Regions from separate parts of the Homo sapiens genome. Here region 1 is linked to region 2. The links are chromatin contacts, found by Hi-C or POLR2A ChIA-PET in ENCODE. All regions are on one chromosome and are shown on one strand. Each heading gives the region's core, a stretch centred on a gene start or an enhancer-like site at or near the end of the contact. The rest is flanking DNA. Distances are from core to core; before and after follow the strand shown. Region 1 has its middle 29 kb from the start of JDP2-AS1. Region 2 has its middle 18 kb from the start of FOS.

Region 1 (6,935 bases), core at 514-3,013, 140 kb before region 2:
TGGGCTGGAAGGGGTGGGTGTGGGCATAGACTCTGTCTGGGCATCACCCTCAGCCCTGAGGACCCCCTCGCCCCAGGGACAAAGGGAGGCCTGCGGGGAAGGGATCTCCAAAGGGCAGGGCTTGCCTGGTCTCAGAGTGGTACTGGGTCACTTTGTCACACTGACTGGGCAGGCTTGTCCATAAAGTGAATTGAGAATAACTGGAAGCTTTTTTGAGAGTTTTCCCTATTCCATCTGGGATCTAAAGATTGCCCCTGGATTACTGACGATGCGAGAGGGATTTCTTTAGCCATGACTCTATGTTGGGGGAGATTCAGCACTAAGTACATTTCTCTTCATCTCTGGAAACAAATCCAAACTATAAAACCAAAACCAAAATAGAACAACGAAAAACAAATCCCTCTTCCTTCCCTTGACACACTCAGCCCATTTCTCTGTCGGTTTCCTTCAGCTCTGACACCCTCCAATCAGGCTCTCTCCCATCGTTCTTCTGCCTTTCCGTGCTCACTTTCCTCCCCCCGCCCTTCTTCCCTGGCTCCTGTCTTAATCCCTGCCATAGCGACAGGGAAAAAAACAACATAACACTGGGGCAGATGAGAGCTGAGTTTCAGAGCCCTACTGAGGAGCGCAGGCTAGCGGGGAACCAGGAGTTTCCATAACGAAACTGACAAGAGGAAAACCTTGAAATCTTGGAGGAGTAATGAGGAAAACCTTGGGGTTAGAGAAAGAAGAGGCCTTCCAAAAGCCCAGAGGAGGCCGAGATAAAAAGAACAAGGAAGGGCCAGGCGCAGTGGCTCACGCCTGTAATCTCAGCACTTTGGTAGGCCGAGGTGGGTGGATCATGAGGTCAGGAGTTTGAGACCAGCCTGGCCAACATGGCAAAACCCCATCTCTACTAAAAATACAGAAATTATCTGGGCGTGGTGGCATGCGCCTGTAGTCCCAGCTACTCAGGAGGCTGAGGCAGGAGAATCACTTGAACCTGGGAGGCGGAAGTTGCAATGAGATGAGATCATGCTGCTGCACTCCAGCCTGGGTGACAGAGTGAGACTCCATCTCAAAAAAACAAAAACAAAAAAGAACAAGGAGGAAGGGCTTTGGAAAGTTGGTAAAAGGTTAATCTATTTGCCCTCCATGCCACTTAGCCCCTGACCATCCCAAAACACAGAAGTCAACATCCTTGGGATGAATTATGAGCAGAGGGAGAAATTCCAGGGCAGGGGAGCAGACATCAGGAAAACTGAGATCCTTCTTCTGAAAGGACATAAAAAGTTAATATTTTTGTAAATTGGAACCCAAGCATTTCAGGCCTGGTGGGATGATAAGGGGTTAAAGCTTCCACGGAGCAAACCTAAAGTAGCTTGGAAGGGTGTGGCCCCCAATTTGATTTATTTTAGAAGCATGGAAAGCCAATGAATGTGCTTCTGGCCACAAGACAGGACAGGTGAGAAAAAAGAAAGGAAAGAGGCCTGGTTTGTGTTTCCTGGAAAGGGAGTGTCGTTACAGCTCTCCTGGGGAGCACACACACGCCTCTCGTAAATGTATATGAGCCCTGATTAGTTGGCTCCTGCTCACCACCCTAGCATGTTCCCAGTGGCTGGCTCCCTGGCGTTCTGGCACTCAGGGCTGCCAACACCTGCCAACAACAAGGAAGCTGGGTATTGGGGCTGCAGCTTTTGGAAGCTGCTTATGAAACAGATGACTAAGCCCTGGGGGCAGGGGGAGGGTGCAGCTCATGCCTAGCTCAGCGAGAACTCAATCCAAGTCAGCCTTGACCCGGTGCCAACCATGTGCCAGGCTAGTCCCTGGGGATGTGAAGATGACGAGGCATGGTCCCTGCTCCAAAGGACCAGGCATGCCCATAAAGAATTGTAATCAGAGGCATGAATCTGCAGAAGAGGAGAATACAGGGTTTGGCAGTGGACATGATTTCCCAGGGGGACAGTGATAGAGGCAAAAGAAGGGGGAAGGGGAGTTTCTCCATTCATGTAGTCAGGCTAAGAGTTTTAGCCTCTTCCTAAAGCACACACCCTCTTCCTCATGCCCTCTTAATCCAGTTAGTCTGGCTTCTGTCACCCAAGTGGCTCTCAGACTCTTTCCTCTTCTCCTGTCTTGGCTCAGGTCCTCATTTCTGGCTTTGGCCCAGGCTCTTTGCACTCAGCACTGCAGACAACTTCCTACAATTCAGGTCCAGTGGGCTTGCCCCCCTCCTTGAAGCTGTCTATTGTTTCCCATTGCCCCAGAATAAAAGCTAAGCCCCAAGGTCCTTCACATTGCAGCCCCAAGCTGCCTAAAGCCGAGGGCTCAAGGAGGCTTCAGTGTAGGTTTGACTCAATAGCACCACAATGTCATCAAAACCCCTTCTTCTTCTTGGTGTTTTCCTCTCTGCCCTCCATGGTGTTGTCTTCATGCTCAGGCAGGCTTTTCTCATGGTGAGAAAACGGCTGCCACAATTCCTGTTTTCACACCTATGCTCCATGCTGTATAGAAGGAGAAAGGGAGAGAGCTTCTTTCCCTGAACCTGCCAGCAAAGTCTTCTCCAGTCTCTCAGGTCAGAATTGGGTCATTTGCCCATCTGCAGGCAAGAAGGGATTTTGCTGATTAGTCTATACTGGGGCTATTTACCCCAAGCCTAGGCCAGGGTGGAGTCGACTTCCTCCAAAAAATATGGGAAGTGTAGGGAGGGTGGATACCCCAAGGAAAATGGGGTAGTTACTGAGAGAGAATGGATGCTGAAGAGGCCACCCTTCCAGCATCTCCTCCCGACAAGCCCCACCCAGCTACTTCTTTTTCCCAAACACGTCATGTTCTTTGGTGTCTCCCAAGCCTTTGCACATGCCTTCCCTTCACCTGGGATGGCTTTTCATTCCTCTTGCTCAGTGAATGCCTACTCATTTCTCAAATGCTTGCCCATCACTTTCCCTATTCTTTAGATACTGCAGTCAACTTAAGGACAGGTTCTTATTCACTCCTAGCATAATGCAATACCTGGCAAAAAGTAGGTGCTCAATAAATGTTTATCAAGTTAATGAACACTGCTGATGAGACAATAGCAAATCCCAAGTTCACAACAAAGAGCTAGTATGTCTTCAAAATCTCTTCCCAACATCTAAAATGTAACAAATATAAGTAGAATTGTAGTGTATAAAGCTAGGATGGGTTCAGGTAAAGAAATGTTGAGGGGCCAGAGTTTGTCCAAGCATCTCTAGCATCATCCCAGAAAAAGGGCTCCCTCCCAGGCTGGCAGGAATGTTTTAGTTCTCCTGGCAGGTTTGTAGGTCCTGAAATGGAAAGGGACCTATCAGGCTCTCATAGTCCGATCCATTAATCTTCTAACCATTTAGACTAGCCTACTGGGAAGAGATTGAAATGGTCAGCCAACTCAGGCACTCTCATCTGGCTGACAATTATAGTCTTACTGTTCTTGAATAACTTGGCCTTCTGGTTTACCAGAGAATCTGCATTTCATTAGCATGGTTTGGTCTCTGAGACCAACACTATCAGTTGCTTCCTCGCTATTTTCTTCCTTAGTCACAGAATCCCTGAATTTTAGCCAGCGACTTGGTCACCTAGAACACAGAGTACATTTCTCAGCCTCCCTTGCAGCTAGATAGGGCCATATGACTAAATCCCGACAAATGGATGTAAATAAAAGTAATATGTGTGTAACTTTTTGGAAGTGCCATGAAAAGGTGGTAGTGTGTCCTTCTTCCCTTTTCCTTTTCTGCAGGCTGGAAGGTGGTCGCACTGGCTGGAGCTGGAGCAGTCATCTTGGACTGTTGTGGAATTTGGAAATATAGCCCATGCATGGTGGACCAACAGATAGAAGGAACTTGGGTTAAATATTGCACAAAGAGCCATATCAGTAGCCCTCAAGACCTACCTAAGCATTTACATAAGAGAAATGCATTTCTCTCTCTCTCTCTCTCTTTTTTTTTTTTTTTTTTTTTTAGAGATGACGTCTCGCTTGTCTCTTAAAGTTGGGCAACATAACAAGATACCATTTCTAAAAAAAAAAATTAGCTGGCACAGTGATGTGTACCCATAGTCCAAGGTACTTGGGAGACTGAGGTGGGAGGATCACCTGAAGCCAGGAGGTTGAGGCTGCAATGAGCTATGATCACGCCACTGTACTCCAGCCTGGGCAACAGAGCAAGACTCTGTCTCTCTTAAAAAAATTATATTAATTACATGTTGAAATAATAATGGTTTAGCTATATTGGGTTAACATATGCTTTTTACTTTTTAAAATGTTACTACTAGAAAATTTTAAGTTACATTTATGGCTCACACTATATTTCTGTTGGACAGTGCTTCCCTGGGCCTTGTCCCCTCTGTCTGAACTGATAATATCAGATTACTGAGCCATGTAAAGCTGAGAGATGATTAGAAACTGAGCTCACACTCACCCACCAAGGTCTAGACTCTAACTCTGCCTCTGGCTCTGTCTGTCTGTCTGTCTGTCTTTTGCTCACTGGAATCTCTCACCTTATTTGTTAAATTACCTTATCTGCAACCAGAATAGGTATAAAGCTCAGCACAGAGCATGGGTCAGCCCAGAAGGAATGAGAACAGGAATCAGGAGGTGCTCAGGAAGTCTGAAAGGAATGTCTCTGGGATCCAGGCTTCAGTACCTAGCTAAGGCAGCAGACCACCCACAGGTACATGATCACTTTTATCAGCAGCAGAGAACCACATTTCAGCCATACCAAGCCTTCTTGAAAGGCTTCAGAGAGGGGTTTTGTATTTGGACCTCCAGGAGAAATACAATACATACACTTTCAAATTGTCCATTGATCTGAAGGAGAAAAAGGAGAATGTCCACCTGCTTGGGGTGCAGTTCTCCGTGAAGATTTTCCGATAGGGCTGTGTTAACCCATGCCTTAGTCAGCAGAAGCCATCTTGAACTTGTTCAGGCAATACCAAAGAAAGCTTCCTGGAAGAATCCTGGGATATCCATGGAAGCCAGGGCCAGCAGGCTTTCTCCAGGAATAGAAGCCCAAGAACTGGAAAGGCACTGGGAACCAGGCAGTATCTCTGCATTTTGAATCTGCAGCTCTGTTTTTTTCTCCTCTCTGCAAACCAAGCTGCTTTTCTTCTCAGTCCCCCAACCTCACCCCACCTACACACTCACACATGCACTTTCTTTCTTTTTTTTTTTTTTTTAAGACAGAGTCTTGCTCTGTCGCCCAGGCTGGAATGTGGAGTGCAGTGGCGCCATCTTGGCTGACTGCAACCTCTGCCTCCTGGGTTCAAGCAATTCTCGTGCCTCAGCTTCCTAAGGAGCTGGGACTCAGGCACGCGCCACCAAGCCTGGCTAATTTTTTTGTATTTTTAGTAGAGACGGGGTTTCGCCATATTGGCCAGACTGATCTCTAACTCCTGGGCTCAAGTGATCCACCCACCTCGGCCTCCCAAAGTGCTGGGATTACAGGTGCGAGCCACTGTGCCTGGCCCAACACTTCCTCATTTGTATCTCTTCCACTCAGGGCACCATATCAAACCAACTGGCTATCTCTTGGTCATCAAAATTCTAATAATCTGATTGACCAAGCCTTGGGCAACTGTTCACCTTGGTTTATGGAAACCAGGTGGCAAGGTCACATACTTTACACAGGCTGTCGGAGACTCATCTCTTTGGGTGACTTCCCATGCTACCTATGAGCTGGGTGGGTAGCATCAGAAGTATCCATCAACAACCTGGGGGCAATCACTGATGTGCCTTATGCCAAAGGACATGGTCAGCATCACCGTCATCCCCATCATCTGTCCTAATCACAGCCAACACGTTACTTCATTCAGTCCTCTCAACAGCTCTATTTTACAGTTGTAAAATTGTGATTGTTCCTATTTTACAGATTTAGAAATTGAGGCATCACATGACCAAGGTCACACAGTTAGTTAAGGGCACAGCTAGGAATCAACCGCAGGAGATCTGCCTCCAGTCTGGGCTCGTAACCACTGGATTCTACTCCCTGGAAGTACCCAGATGCTCTACTGTCCCCAGGGAAGCCCAGGAAGGGTGACATCACCTTCTCCCTCTGTGGCATGAGCTCTGTTCCTCCCTGCCCTCCGTCCCTGCCACTCAGGCTCATGCACAGCCCTCAGCCACACACACGTGACATCTGCTTTCCAACATTCCTTCCACCTTTCCTGATGCTGTTCCTCTGCCCAGAACCCTTTTCTCCCCACTCCCCCTCTATGTGACTGGCTCCTTCATGTCTCAGCTTAAATGTCACAGCCTCAGGGAGGCCTCGTGACACCCCAAGCCCCAGGCAGACCCTTCTTTTGTGATCTCACCACTCCTTGACCCTATCCTTTGGACCACGTTTCACCATTTGCGATCAGACACCTTTGGTGTGTTGTCTGTTTCACATCTGTCTCCTGACCAGACCGTAAGCCCCAGCAGCGTGAAACCCAGGTCTGGCTGGTTTACTGCCTTATCCTGAGCCCCATCTGAGTGGGGGCTCGATAAATGTTTGTCGAATGAATTAATGAAATGGAAAGGTACCAGGACACCAACAATATGAAATGAAACAGAACAGCCCTGGAAGCAAAGGGAGAAGGGTGCACAGAATGTGCAATAATAGCCGATAACAGACAGAACAGGACACTCGGGAACATGCGGCAAGGGCACCAGGACCAGAACTCCCCCTGGCCATTCTAGAATGTTCGCAGCTCAAGTGGTCTCCTCTGAGAGGATGCTGACCAGAGCTCCGGGTGGATTATAGTACTCAGGGGGACCAACCTCATACTCCCGTGCAGGAGCCCTGCTCCCAGTCTTGCTTGGAAAAAGATGCTACACAAAGGAGCCCTTCTCTCGCTTACATGGAAACTCCTGTCTGGAATAGTTCTAGTCGCAGCCTTCATTGCTGGGTCCCTGCTTCTCTGTCTATAAAATTATAGCTGAGCAAAATCAGATTCTTGTTGAAAAT
Region 2 (6,682 bases), core at 4,136-6,635:
GCTAATGTTGCTTGGAATTAAAATATAGGCTCAGCTTCTAGAGACATTGGGCTTTGGAGAAAAATTTATCTATGTTGTGCTGGTTGCATTGGGTTCATATGCAACCACAGAAAATATAGAATGCTTCCAGTTTTGCTAGGGGACACTGGAGGCAGGAAAACAGTATGCGCCAAATCTTGCCCAAGATGCTGGTTAAACCTGCTTTGCCAGCGTCTCCTGTACCTACCTGGGACACCAGCTGGAAGGCAGGTTTGTTCCCTCCTCTGGGAGGAACCATGCCAGTCCCTAACACTCTGCCCCATCTGATCTGGCTAGATCAGGCTTTGGGAAGTCAACAATCCCACCTCGCCAGGTAAAACCAGAAGTGTTCAGGTGGTGCAGCATGGTCCCAGCAAGGAATGGACTCACTGAAAACAAACTGATCTGCCCAGAGTGGAAGTAATTCCAAGAGAATTATTCAAAGTATTATATTCCCCATATCAGAACCCATTCTGGTGAGATTATGTTACTCTCCTTTAACAAAGAAACTGGTGACCCAAAGAAGCATCGTGTGAGAAGTGGTCATCTTATCAGGAACATTAATTCTTGAGTTAAATTTTTACCTCTCCTTGATTTCTCTATCTGCTCTTTGTCACTGTCAGCACCACCCCATAAATACTGAAGAAGAAACAGGAGTGTCCAAGGTAAATAGGAAAAATAAAGACAAAGCAGGGAATTTGCATACAGCTACATATCTTTGATTTAAAAGGACTATCCTTCAGTTTTAAATAATGTCCTTTTTTTTTTTTTTTTTGAGACAGAGCCTTGCTCTGTCATGCAGGCTGCAGGCTGGAGTGCAGTGGTGCGATCTTGACTCACTACAACCTCTTCCTCCCACTTTCAAGTGATTCTCCTGCCTCAGTCTCCCAAGTAGCTGGGATTACAGGCGTGCACCACCACGCCCGGCTACTTTTTGTATTTTTAGTAGAGGTGGGGTTTCTCCATGTTGGCCAGGCTGGTCTCGAACTCCTGACCTCAGATGATCCACCTGCCTAAGCCTCCCAAAGTGCTGGGATTGCAGGTGTGTACCACCGTACCCAGCCAGATAATGTCCTTTTGACTTTTTTAGTGTTAAAATGTCTTCTCATTTATGAAATGATAGTGATAATAAGTAGTAATTGTTGTTCGGTAAAATTCAAAGTTGGCAACCCATGTCAATTCCCAAACTTGTAAAAAAAACTTTGCTTGCCCCTATAGTATATGGGAGTCTCTGGATGACTGCAGTGGTGTCTTCGGAGGTTTTAGGTGAGGATGGGGAGAAGCATTTCCCCCCTCATCTGTGAGTGGAACTACGGGTCTGCTGGGTGGGTTCCGAGGGTCCTGTGTCAGCAACTGGTACACCATGAAGGTTGACTTTGACTAAAATGAATAATCTCTAGGATTCCAGCATCTCATTTCTCAGACCTACCCAAGAGCCCAGTGCACCTGTCTGGTGCCATCTCACCTGTCGGGGAGGAACATGTCTGGTAATGTAATTTACATTAAATTTCAGGAGCCTACTGCTCACAAGAGAATTTGTCTTTTAAGAGTAGGACCCAAAGGGAATGGCAAATGCTTAATCCAAAGAAATATATTGCTGATGATGGAATTTTAGGGACAGTGAGGGAGCATTCCTTGGCATAGGGCATATCAAATCACATAGATGGGCATTTATCCAGTCTCTCTATGAATTACATCTCTTGACACTTGACCTTGACACTGCTCCATTTACAGACCACCTCATCTTGCAGAATATTTTTAAACTTTAAAATACCCTCTGACTTACGGTTTTTGAAGCCCTTCCACAAGCATGACCTAGTATGACCCTCCTAACAGTCCCGAGAGGTAAGGAGGCCAGGTAGCAACATCTCCTTTTTTTTTTTAGAAGGAATTTCGCTCTTGTTGCCCAAGCTGGAGTGCAATGGTGCAATCTTGGCTCACTGCAACCTCCACCTCCGGGGTTCAAGCAATTCTCCTGCCTCAGCCTCCCAAGTAGCTGGGATTATAGGCATGTGCCACCACACCTGGCTAATTTTTTGTATTTTTAGTAGAAATGGGGTTTCACCATGTTAGCCAGCATGAGTGGAAGAGTGAATTCTATCATGGCTGAGATGTGAAGGAGGATAGTGTGAACCTGGGCCTTGAAAGGCCAGGTAGGTCACAGCTCCTACACATCCTGGCCTGGGCCAAGGCCTCTTCTTTGCCAGGGAAACCTGGCAAGTGGAGGCTTCACTCAGCACTAAGATGGAGAGGTGTTGAGGGAAAATATACCCACAAATAATAATCAAGCATTTATGCAGCATTTAGTATTTCCACACCACCAACTAATAATCACTGTATCATTGCAATCCTCTTGGGTCAAAGCAAACGTGTGGGGTCAGTGAGTTGTCCAGACCCCATTTTATAGATGAGGAAATAGGTTGGGGAAATTAATCATCTTGTGGTTTAAGGAAGTCAGCAACATAGAAGGACATCATGGTCCTTATGTTGAATCTGGTCATCTAAACAGAGAGGCTCAGCCGAAACACAAGGCAGCAAAAGAATATGCATGTGTGTGCGCATGCAAGCATATATGAAACAAACTGCTTCTCACGATACAATCAAAACGATATCTATTTGGTATTTCCTAGACTAAAAATTCGCTGGGTCCCACATCATGGCCCATGACCATGTTTGGGTCAAACAAAAAGAAAGAACTGGCCTGGCCGGCTGTGGTGGCTCACGTCTGTAATCCTAGCACTTTGGGAGGCTGAGGCAGGTGGATTGCCTGAGCTCATGAGTTCAAGACCAGCCCGGGGAACACGGTGAAACCCCGTCTCTACTAAAAATACAAAAAATTAGCCGGGCGTGGCAGTGTGCACCTGTAATCCCAGCTACTCGGGAGGCTGAGGCAGGAGAATTGCTTGAACCTGGGAGACGGAGGTTGTAGTGAGCCGAGATTGCGCCATTGCACTCCAGCCTGGGTGACAGAGCGAGATTCCATTGAAAGGAAGGAAGGAAGGAAGGAAGGAAGGAAGGAAGGAAGGAAGGAAGGAAGGAAGGAAGGAGGGAGGGAGGGAAAGGAGAGAGAAAGAAAAAAAAGAAAGAACTGGCCAGGCGCGGTGGCTCACGCCTGTAATCCCAGCAGCACTTTGGGAGGCCAAGGTGGGCAGATCACTTGAGGTCAGGAGTTCAAGACTAGCTTGGCCAATACGGCAAAACCCTGTCTCTACTAAAAATACAAAAATTAGCCAGACGTTGTGGCAGGCGCCTGTATTCCCAGCCACTTGGGAGGCTGAGGCAGGAGAATCACTTGAACCTGAGAGGTGGAAGTTGCAGTGAGCCAAGATCCTGCCACTACACTCCAGCCTGGGTGACAGAGCAAGACTCTGTCTCAAAAAAAAAAAAAAAAAAAAATTCTAAGACTGGGAGATGGAGAAGGACATGGAAATTTGGAGGTTATAACTGATGCCCTTGGACAGAATCATAAAATGGGTTCATATGCTAGAATCAAATCTAGGCACTTAGATATTCTGTCATCTTTCACCTTCCTCCCCTCTTCTTCATCCACACTGAGAAAATGCCCTCAGTCACCTCTTCCAGCTTTTCAGGTCATCTTCAATGTACAGTGTAAATATTATCTCGTTATTCCTCTTTCAGTGTAACCCAGATATATTGGCTCTCAGAGACCAAGACATGCTATATTCCTGGAAACATAAAGAGAGATGATAGAATTAGAAGGGATGTTTGATGGTCTAAAATGGATCTTATATCCGACTTTCAAATATTCCCTGGCAGTGTCAGGACAGAAGGGAGACTAGCCTAGCAATTTAATATATTTACTGGGTAAATAGTAAGCACTTGCAGTCCCTGACTTAATCAGAATGAAGTTCATTACGATAAAGAGCTGTGCCCTTTGGTCCTGTTTGCATTAAGCAGGCTCTTAATTTCATTTAATTTCACTACATCTCTGAAGGAAATTATAGGCTATAAGGCTAGCCAAAGAGTCGGAGGGGAGGACAGATAGCAAGCATATCCACCAGAGGAGATAGAGGAAAGGAGGTAGTGGGCTAAGATTAGAGCATAGAGGACAGAGATTCCCCTTATCAACCCCAATCTATGAAACTAATTTTACTTTCTTGTTTTTAACTTGACGTTTGTATCAGTCTCTCTCTTTCTCTCTGGGTTTTAGAAACATGTTATCAGGTCATCTAAACCTTTTATGAAACATTTCAGACTTGTACGTGCATGAGCTGGTGAAGATTTATTATATTTGACACCATAACTACAGATTTTAAGGCATTCTTTTAAGCGCAACTTGACTGAAACCCCTGAGGCTAGATCGCTATCTTTTGCCAGATGTTAACTTGGTTTCACTGATGGAAACCCAGGGTAAGGTTAAAACTGTTTCTGGACACATTCGTACCTTGGAATGTTTAACTCCATCAGTATATTAGTATTAGATATCAAGAAACCTGGGCTCTTGATCTGTGTTCATCTCTGTCTTCAATTTCTTTCTGTTTCTATTGGAGAAATCAAATGGTCCCCCCGATTTGAATTAAAACAGGCGGAGAGGAAAGAATAAGATCCAATGAGCCCATAAATAGAAGTACCCACCCAGGTCCTTTGGGATTCTTTGGTATCTATTCAGGTTACAAGAAATCTGCCCATCTCTGGGTGGGAATACGGATAAATGATGTCATTCAACAGAATTAGGACCAGACGGGGAAATGTATCCAAATCCTGCAGGGGGTAGCACTGAATGCAGGCTTTAGATATGGAAAGGCCTCCGAGTGCTCTCAAGCATAAACAAGAGTAACCGTGAAGGCAACACAGTTTCTGGGATGTGACTGAGAGGGTAACGGCACTTCTGAGATGTGCTGGGGGGTGGGAGCAGGGGTTATAACACCAAATATTGGGTTGTGACAGACGCCGGGCATGAGGGCCATAATTCCCACAATGGACTAGAGCACAGTGGAACTATGTCATCTGCTGGGCTGTAATCGGTAGGAGCAAGCTGCACGTTCAGCACGTTTTCTCCTGGATCCCATCCTTGGCGACCGATCTAGACCTCAGCCTCCAGGATCTGTTAGAGAAATAAACAAGTGGGAGACAACAACCAAAACAGCAACACAGTCGAGCGGGCGCGGGAGACGAAGCTCCGCCTTTGGAAGCCTCGGGCCAATCAGAAGCCTGTTGCTGGGGCCCGGTGTTTGGCCGCCTGACGTTCCCATGGAGACGGAAGAACGTTACACACCAAACACTGGCGACGTTGACGTCTATGCATTATATCCATGGAGACGACAGAGTAAACGTCATCCCCCCACACTTCCCCGCCTCCCTTAGCGCCAGGGGCTGAGGGAGCGACGCAGGCGTCGCCGTCACGTGCTGGACGCCAGGAGCGAAGCCCGGTGGGCGGGGCCTGTTGCTATGACTGCAGCTGCGGCTGTTTGGAGCTGCAATTAGAAAGTGCTGAGGTGGCAGTGGAGCCAGAACCGATTCTGGAACAGCTTCTCCCGCCCCCGGGCCAGAGAGGGTTCCCCAGCCCCTGGAAAGCCAGGACACCCCCTAGGCTGTCCCAGCACGCCTCAGCCTCAGGTCCTGAGCCAACATCTCTCTGCGCTGCCTGTGAATCCAGACTGTGACTCCAGACTGAGGGCCAAACCGAGACCACTCCCTCCACCGTCAGTTGGCCATAATTGTCAGGGTGACCTCCCCGACCGACCGTCTCCACCGACCGTCTCCTCCAGACAGCAGCCCACAGAACAGCCACCGACCAAACTGCCTTGCCCATGAGACAGGAGCAAAACCAGCTTAGAAAACTTTCCCACTGTTGGAGTAAAACCCAGAATTCTCCCAGAAAGGAGAAGCATAAGGAACTTTGAATTTATCTTTTATACTTTAAAAGCAGCAGAACTTGAGACATTCATTCCTCGGAGCTTTGTTGAAGAATTGAGGAAGGGGTGCTTAATAATCCCATTCAAGAATAGTTCCTCTGGAAGGGAGAGAAAACTCAGAAATCCCTGAGTACTGTGATACTCCAAAATGGGAAGGCCTGGAAAAACCTAGGTCATTAAAAACTGAAGCTTAAATTTCTACATTGCTTAATTTTGTCTCAACTGCACAAGCCAACAGAGTGTGAGAAATCTCTCTGCGTGCCAGCCTCCCTTTTCGTCACACAACTCTGGAAACAGTTATAGGAAGATTGCAGCAACAAATTGTAAACAAAACCAGGTCAAGAAACAGAGGAGAGGGCCAGGCAGGGTGGCTCAGGCCTATAATCCCAGCACTTTGGGCAGCTGAGGCAGGTGGATCACCTGAAGTCAGGAGTTCAAGACCAGCCTGGGCAACATGGCGAAACCTCCTCTCTAATTAAAAAATAAAAAATAAAAATAAAAATTAGCCAGGCTTGGTGGCGGGCGCCTGTAATCCCAGCTACTCGGGAGGGTGAGGCAGGAGGATCGCTTGAAACCAGGAGGCGGAGGTTGCAGTGAGTCAAGATCGCGCCACTGCACACTCCAGCCTGGGCGACAGAGCGAGACTCTGTCTCAAAAAAAAAGAAGAAAGAAACAGGAGTGAAAAGTTGAGATGACCATGTGAAGCCAGCCAACCTGAACAAAATGTAACTTTTGAATGATAAGGCACAGCTGAGCGGCCCAGACTTTGAATTTTCTCCAAATATCAT

Evidence for each region. A loop is a pair of places that touch in the nucleus more often than their neighbours do. ChIA-PET counts read pairs that join two places held with the same protein, here RNA polymerase II (POLR2A). Pooled maps may share reads with other maps.
Region 1: a pooled map shows a loop between it and region 2 (2.2-fold over the local background). The contact joins two enhancer-like sites. A Hi-C loop is called at or near these places in 4 of 50 pooled maps. POLR2A ChIA-PET finds 5 or more read pairs at or near these places in 2 of 52 experiments (H1 and WTC11).

What each region holds. Positions count from the first base shown.
Region 1 is chr14:75,395,204-75,402,138 of GRCh38, reverse strand. No RefSeq gene overlaps it. Among named protein-coding and RNA genes, the nearest start is that of JDP2-AS1, 29 kb to the left of the region's middle. Within about 2 kb of position 1,763, at least 26 of the 41 ENCODE cell types and tissues checked have a DNase peak (open chromatin) inside an H3K27ac peak, as active enhancers do.
Region 2 is chr14:75,257,779-75,264,460 of GRCh38, reverse strand. No RefSeq gene overlaps it. Among named protein-coding and RNA genes, the nearest start is that of FOS, 18 kb to the left of the region's middle. RefSeq lists enhancers at 4,900-5,159, 5,340-6,318, 4,166-6,682. Within about 2 kb of position 5,385, at least 37 of the 41 ENCODE cell types and tissues checked have a DNase peak (open chromatin) inside an H3K27ac peak, as active enhancers do.